Linked DNA regions of Homo sapiens: region 1 is linked to region 2. A link is a contact called in ENCODE Hi-C data. All regions are on one chromosome and are shown on one strand. The core of a region is the stretch at or near the end of the contact, and the rest is flanking DNA. Distances in the headings are between cores, read along the strand shown. Region 1 has its middle 100 kb from the start of RPE65. Region 2 overlaps GNG12 (G protein subunit gamma 12).

Region 1 (4,073 bases), core at 1,313-3,812, 560 kb after region 2:
ACTTTTGTGTCTACTTTTTTTGTATTGTTTTGACTTTTGAAAGCACTTAATTTAATTAATTTATTTTAAAATATTTATTTATTTATTTATTTTTGAGACAGAGTCTCACTCTGTTGCCCAGGCTGGAGTTCAGTGGCGCCATCCTGGCTCACTGCAACTTTGGCCTCCTGGGTTTAAGCAATTCTCCTGACTCAGCCTCCTGAGTAGCTGGGATTACAGGCACCCACAACCACACCTGGCTAATTTTTTTATTTTTAGTAGAGACGGGGTTTCACCATGTTGGCCAGGTTGGTCTTGAACTTCCTGACCTCAAGTGATCCACCCACCTTGGCCTCCCAAAGTGCTGGGATTACAGGCGTGAATCACCACACCCGGCCCTGTTTCTAATATTGCAGGAAAAGTTATAAGTATTTCAAAATGAATCAGCTTGAAAAACAAAAATCCTAATTCTTTAAAACAAACAACACTGTTTATTCAGCCAATTATAATATGTCGTTGATTTGGCAAAGGTAAACAAAATTAATTTAGAAAAAAAGAAGAAATCTAATTTCTAAGATGACTAGCAAGTCTGAAGCAATCTATTTTCAACTAGGAAATACAAAAGAAACCTACAACTAGTTGTCTTGTTAAATGAGAAGTGATAATTAATGTTTAGAGTCAAAGCACAAACATCCTCCAACTGCTGTTTTCATGGCATGATATCTTTGGCAAGGCTTTTGCTTCCCTCTTAATTGTGCATTATATATTTGGAGCATTTCTTATTGTATTAAACACCTTTTGGGTGCTTCTCACCTATCTTTGAGGTCTTTGGCCTCTTGTTCCAGCCCCAGCTGTGGAGCAACCTGCTGTGCATGAAGTGGGATCAGTTCCACCGGAGAACAACCTGACATCTCTTTGCCTTATGTCCTCTCTGCATATGTTTCACCTTCTGTTCTGTAGAGACTGAGGTGTGAGACCTCAAGGACATGCTTAGTGTCAATATATGTGCAACTTAATCATATGAGAGGAATTTATATCTTCCTGGGTGAAGACTGAGCCAGTCTGGATGGACTGTTCTATGAAGCAGTTTTTTACATGGCCTGTTGGTGAAAGGCACTGTAAGATCAAGGAATCAGTAGTTTTTAATACCAAGAGATGACCAGCTCAGTAATATGTATTCTTGTATCAGCTCTTACATTTCCCCTGCCTCACTCTCCTTTTCCCTCACTCTTGCTTCCTGGGATTGCATCCTATAATAAAGTAGTAGCACGTAAACTTTGTCTCAGGCACTGCTTTCTGGAGAATCCAGATTAAGACAGTTGTTCAATGATTGTTGAAAGGTATGGGAAAATCAAAGATACTTGTTTTGTGTTTTTATTTTGAGGCTTAGCACCCCCTAGTGGAATTTATTTTTCACTTTCATTCATACCGAGAGCCCCCAAAAGGTTTCTTGTGTACCATTAAGTCTTCTCAGGCAGAAATAGGTCTGGCTAAAACACCAGGAGATAAAGAAGGCTGCATATAGATGCCAGAGTCATTACATATCTCTATTAATACCTGGAGGAGTCCGTAACACAATGAAAAAACTAAGACTAACTCAATCCACATCATGTAATGTGAATGAAATATAAGTAAAAAAAAAAAATCAATTCTGATTGTTTTATAGCAATTCATCTGTTGGACTTTCCAGAGAACCTTCATGAGAAAACAGATTTTCTTGAATGTGTCTGATGTTGCTTTTGCCCCATGCAGTCTGTGTTTTTGTGTCAAGCAGGTTGTTACTGGTAGCCCATAGTCTTGACCTCTGCCAGTGCTCGGAGCTCATTTCAAGTACCCCATCTTTATCAATGAGGATTTCATCTTCTTAAATGTCCACCACATTGAGCCTGTTGTTAATCTCAGAAATTGTGTTCAGCTGTAAGAGATAATTTTATGTTGTTTTTGCTGCCCAATATCCATTTATCCTTTTTGTGGCAATGGTAGCTGATTCTTTGTTGGGATATGTAATCCTCCTCCACTTTCATCCATAAACTTTTTTTTTTCTTTTTCTTTTTTTTTTTTTTTTTTTTTTTTTTTTTTTTTTTTTAGACAGGGTCTCGCTCTGTCACCCAGGCTGGAGTGCAATGGTGTGGTCTCGGCTCACTGCAACCTCCTGCTCTCGGGCTCAAGCACTTCTCCTGCCTCAGCCTCCCGAGTAACTGGGATTACAGGTGCCTGCCACTGCGCCCGGCTAATTTTTGTATATATATATTTTTAGTAGAGACGGGATTTCACCATGTTGGCCAGGCTGGTCTCGAACTCCTGACCTCGTGATCCGCCTGCCTTAACCTCCCAAAGTGCTGGGATTACAGGTGTGAGCCACTGCGCCCAGCCCTCATCCATAAACTTCTTTTTGAAAATGCCTTAAGTTCAGGGTCCGGGGTATAATTAGCATATTTCATCACCACAGTGAATAGTTCAGGATTGAGCATATACCCAAATTGAGACTATAAATGCTGAGGATATTTGGTTTTGCATTTTTTTGTTTGACATTTTGAGAAGAGACTTTCCTCTTTCACTGAACTAGTTCTTGTGATGATGTGAGCCTGCTGCCACCGGAAGCCACCTTGCAAAGTCTGAGAATGCAACCAACATAGAGGAAGTAGAACTGAGAAGTGAAGCCAGCTGGACTTCCTGGGCCAAGTGGGGACTTGGAGAACTTTTAAAAAAATTATTATTATTATACTTTAAGTTCTAGAGTACATGTGCACAATGTGCAGATTTGTTACATATGTATACATGTGCCATGTTGGTGTGCTGCACCTATTAACTCGTCATTTACATTAGGTATATCTCCTAATGCTATCCCTTCCCCCTCCCCCCACCCCACAACAGGCCCCGGTGTGTGATGTTCCCCACCCTGTGTCCAAGTGTTCTCATTGTTCAATTCCCACCTATGAGTGAGAACATGCGGTGTTTAGTTTTGTCCTTGTGATAGTTTGCTCAGAATGATGATTTCCAGCTACATCCATGTCCCTACAAAGGACATGAACTCATCCTTTTTTATGGCTGCATAGTATTCCATGGTGTATATGTGCTACATTTTGTTAATCCAGTGTATCATTGATGGACATTTGGGTTGGTAACTTGGAGAACATTCCTGTCTTACAAGAGGATTGTAAAACGCACCAATCAGCACTCTGTAGCTAGAATTGTAAAATGCACCAATCAGCACTCTGTAGCTCGCAAGGGGATTGTAAAATGCATCAATCAGCGCTCTGTAAAAACATACCAAACAGTGTTCTGTAGCTAGCAAGAGGATTGTAAAATGCACCAATCCGTGCTCTGTAGCTAGCAAGAGGATTGTAAAATGCAACAATCAGCACTCTGTAAAATGCACCAATCAACACTCTGTAAAATGCACCGATCAGCAAGATCCTAAAAGTAGCCAAATGCAGGGAGTATTGAAAAAAGGGCACTCTGATAGGACAGAAATGGAACATGGGCGGGGCCAATAAGGGAATAAAAGCTGGTCACCCCAGCCAGCAGCAACAACCTGTTCGGGTCCCCTTCCATGCTGTAGAAGCTTTGTTCTTTCGCTCTTCACAATAAATCTTGCTGCTGCTCACTCTTTGGGTCTGTGTCATCTTTAAGAGCTGTAACACTCACCGTGAAGGTCCGCAACTTCATTCTTGAAGTCAGTGAGACCATGAACCCACCAACAGGAACCAACTCTGGACACAGAACTAAGGAATGGCTCCTGGAGGCATCATTTTATTCCAGAATGAGGCCACTGCTGAAGTCAGCCCTTTTTGTATATTTTACAATTACATTAGCCAATAACTTCCCTTCTTTGTTTAAGCTAGATTGAGTTGGGCTTTTTAATCACTTTCAACTAAAAGATTCCTAACTGGTAAACTGTTCAATTCTGAACTTATAGCCTTGTTCCAACTTGATTCTCTCTTGGTATTTATTATTTTAGTGATTGCAATTATCATCCATCCAGTTGTGCCAACTAGAAATTTAGGAGTTATCTTGACACCTTAATTTTTCAGTTTCCATATCTAATTCACCACTGAATTTTGGATATTTTGTCATTTAATCATATTTTGAAA
Region 2 (4,099 bases), core at 1,457-3,956:
TATATATGTGTATATCTGTGTGTGTGTATATATGTATGTGTATAAGTGTGTGTGTGTGTGTGTGTGTGTGTGTGTGTGTATAGTCCCCCTCCTCAAGGAACCCACAGTAAGTCATATAAACAACTCACGAGGCCACCATAGCTCCAGTGGCACATAATCTAATCGCAGTAAGTACAACTAACTCTGAGAACACAGGGGACACTTATGCCAGTCTGGAATGATCATAGAAGGCTTCCAGGAGGAAGCAGTGTGGAAGCTAAACTGTACAGAATGACCAGGGTTTACCACAAGAGGAAAGGAGGGAGGTACAAGTAAGGTAGAGGGAACAGCTTGTGCCAAGGCCTGAGAGGAAGTGAGTCCCTAAGGATGCAAAGAGCTTGGTGCACTGGGGCAAAGAGTTCTCTAGTGGAGTCCTATTAAACTAACAGGCAATAGTCAAGCAAAGAGTTCTCAAGTGGAGTCCTTATTAACAAATAGGCAATAGTCAGGCAAAACCTAAAGGAGGTAACTGTAGTGAAAACCACAGGACCAACGGAAATGACCCAGAATCTCTAGCATCTTCACATCAGAAAGAGCACTGACAGGGGGGACAGCCAAGGCCCTTTTAGGTAATAGACCTCTAGAGAGAGGGCAAGAAGATAAATTGTACCATGGCTACAACCTCATCAGAGTCAATGCTGGTTTCCAATTCACAGGAAAAACCAATAGCCAGCTACCCAACCCAACAGAAAGGAAGAGTGAGCAGGCCTTATTCACAACCCTAAGAGGACGGCAGAATTATTTCCATTTTACAGGTAAGTTGCTGTTTTTAGAAGACAGTATTTATCAATATTCCTTTCTATTGATTGATCCAGCTTCTGACTAGGAAAAACCAACTCATCTTGCTTTGCCTGGGACTTCCCAGTTTTTGTACTGAAAGTCTCATGTCCCAGGAATCCCCTCAGTGCCATGCAAGCCAAGATGGTTGGTCAGCCTACTCAGAGTTTGTGAGGCACATGAAGTGGGCAATGGGATTTATGACACAGGTTTTTGTATAGGAACTGGTGCAAAGTTACATGTGACTGACCTCCCCAAGCTAACTTGAATCCTTTGAACCACGGAACCTTTTGGAATAGCTTAGTGGCTTCTCAAAGGCTCCTATATAATTTGCCATAATTTACACTGAATAATATTTGCAAAGCAAAAGCCTAGCTGAGGGCTTAGTGATTACTATCTGTGTGCTAACGTCAAATAATTGCATACTTCACAGCAACTAGCCAGAAGAGTGGTCTGAAATTAGTTGTTGTTGTTGTTAACTGAAAGTTAACCAAATATCTTTCAGCTTTAACTTTTTTGATTTGTTTTGTTTTGTTTTGTTTTGAGACAGTGTCTGATTCTGTCACTCAGGCTGGAGTATAGTGGTGCGATCAGGTCACAGTTCCCTGCAGCCCCTACCTCCTGGGCTCACACAATCCTCTTGAGTTTCCCTGGTAGCTGGGACTACAGGGGCACTTCACCACACCCAGCTAGTTTTTGTATTTTTTTTTTTTTAAGGAGATAGTGTCTTGCTACGTTTTCCAGGCTGGTCTTAATCTCCTGGCCTCAAGCCATTCTTCTGCCTTGGCCTCCCGAAGCATAAGGATTTAAGGCATGAACCACTGTGCCTGGCCAGCTTTAACTTTTGACATTGAAAATCTTCCTAAAATAAATTAGTTTACTTACACACGAAGAGTAGTATACACATTTTCATGTATCTTTGTTAACTAGGAATTCTACCATGCCTTACTTATTGCAATGGCTTACATTCTTACTGTTCGACAGATTTAAGAAGGTTTAGAAGACAACAAGAATGCACTATAGTTTCCAATAAATACAGTCACAAAAGGATATTACTTTGTGGCAATATCTGACAGGCAGAGAGTGGCTGACAAATCTTTATAGAATGAATGATGGTGGGACCATACAGAACTACGAAAAAGAAAATGATGAGGACAGTGAATGAGATAAAGGCTATACTTGTGCTTTTGCTACAGTGCTGTTGACTAAAGCAGCGGGAGCTCAGAGCTGAGGCACACAGTTCTTGTCCAATAAAAGGAAGGAAAAGCTCTTCAAGAGCAGTCCTTTCCTTACAAGGGTGGTAATGAATAAAATAGGCGACATGGCCTTCGGTCTGCAGAAGATGCAGAAAGACTTCAATGGTAAGACCAAGGGCCCGCTATTAAGTCCCGATTCAAAAGGCATCCCCCCAGGAAGCTCAGGAAACGTCATCCAGGCTAATGCTCTTTGGTGAGAATCCTGACATAGGAATGGATGAGGACATGTGCCTTAGAATCTTTTTCAGAAAAAAACAATGATTTCTAACACATTTTTGGTTAGCTTTCGATGAAAAGATATTTCTAACATCTAATTGTATTTGAATGGAACTATATTAAAAACACTTTTCATTAGCCTTAGAAAACTAAAAAAAAATTAAGAGTAAAATTTAGCAGTATTTTTTACTGATGATATAACTATGATTCCTCTAAAAGTTCCGGTTTTATTGGAGTAGTCAAGGTAACTGAGATTTTGCTATATGTTGACAATAAACATTTTGCCCATGAGGCTTAGTTCTCTAAAGCTATTACTCTTTTTGCCGACACCTTTGCATCAGACATAGATAGAATCACAGCAGACATATTCAGGTTATGTCTGCTACAGAGTCAGGCGGCACAATCGGGCAGGATGCAGCCAAGGGCACTGCCCTGAGCCTGGATCAGAAAAACAAGAGCCGGAAGGGTTTGTTTCCACTCTGCCAGACCTTTGGTGTAGATGAGCGCACTTCCCCAGGCCTTGGACTCAGAGGAAGAAAATGAGAAGTGCTCCTCAGGTGAGGCTGTGAGCCTCCCTCCAAGACCTGCACATTCACAGATGTGTGAGGTGGGTGTGCTATAAAGTATCCCATGCTAGTTTTGGGGCTTTGACTCCGCAGAATAGTTTAGTCTTAAACTCTAGCTACCAAAATATGGATTAGCAAAGAAATTTTTCTGTCATCGAAAACCAAAGAAGTAAGATATACAGATTCTAAGGACTTGCTCATCTTTTCCTGTATCATCAAGAGATCAACAGCTTATTAAAAAACAAAAACAAAACACTCAAATGTGTTCAACACAGTCCACTCAAAGCCACAACTCAACAGGAAGACAATTCTGAAGAAAACCAGCATATCCAGTACAACCCACCTGTTCTTATACCTACCACCTGCTTCCTGGGTAAAGCCACCTTTGCTGCCTCTATTGTAATATTAGTTTGCACCCCCGCCTCCACCAGGCATCCTTACAGATCTTTCCATTTTACATACATTTTTACATACATTCTGAACTACACAAACAATCTGCTGCCCAGCGTTTAGGGAAATATACAAGCATATAATCATTGTACTAGCCAAAAAAACCCAGAGCCAAGAAAAAAAATCTGTCATCCACTATACCACAGCAGGGAGATTTAAAGGCAGCTCAGGGCATTCAATAACGTTCTATCTGTCAAATCAGCCACTTCTGTGCCTATCCCTTTTCCTCAGATCCCCTGTTGGTGATGTATTTATGTATCTGCATCGACAACTTGATCGTAAGGTCCCCTGACTGCATAGGCCATAGTTTATTCCTTTTTTTTTTTTTTTTTGAGATGGAATCTCGCTCTGTTGCTCAGGCTGGAATGCAGTGGCACTATCTCGGCTCTCTGTAACCTCTGCCTCCCGGGTTCAAGCAATTCTCCTGCCTCAGCCTCCTGAGTAGCTGGGATTACAGGCGTGTGCCGCCACCACCACGTCTGGCTAATTTTTGTATTTTTAGTAGAGACAAGGTTTCACCATGTTTGTCAGGCTGATCTCCAACTCCTGACCTCGTGATCTACCCGCCTTGGCCTCTCAAAGTGCTGGGATTACAGGTGTGAGGCACCATGCCCAGCCCATACTTTATTCCTATATGTATTTGTTTTCCTTCCCACAAGGATTATTTCTTTACTTGAAGCGCCCTAGATTTTTCATAAATGAAAAACACACTCTGGATGTACTTATTTATATCTAATTTTCTAAAACTGAAATGTTCATAGTGGCTCAGGGGAAGGGTAACACAAGAGTTAATTC

What was found. A loop is a pair of places that touch in the nucleus more often than their neighbours do. Pooled maps may share reads with other maps.
Region 1: a loop to region 2 is called in a map of Right ventricle myocardium superior, with 4 times the contacts of the local background. The contact joins two enhancer-like sites. A Hi-C loop is called at or near these places in 4 of 168 maps with a recorded cell type or tissue (Calu3, Right ventricle myocardium superior, esophagus muscularis mucosa and 1 more) and 7 of 50 pooled maps.

What each region holds. Positions count from the first base shown.
Region 1 is chr1:68,345,014-68,349,086 of GRCh38, forward strand. No RefSeq gene overlaps it. Among named protein-coding and RNA genes, the nearest start is that of RPE65, 100 kb to the right of the region's middle. Within about 2 kb of position 2,563, at least 3 of the 41 ENCODE cell types and tissues checked have a DNase peak (open chromatin) inside an H3K27ac peak, as active enhancers do.
Region 2 is chr1:67,786,992-67,791,090 of GRCh38, forward strand. The region is part of intron 1 of GNG12 (G protein subunit gamma 12); the gene reads right to left. Among named protein-coding and RNA genes, the nearest start is that of GNG12-AS1, 43 kb to the right of the region's middle. Within about 2 kb of position 2,707, at least 3 of the 41 ENCODE cell types and tissues checked have a DNase peak (open chromatin) inside an H3K27ac peak, as active enhancers do.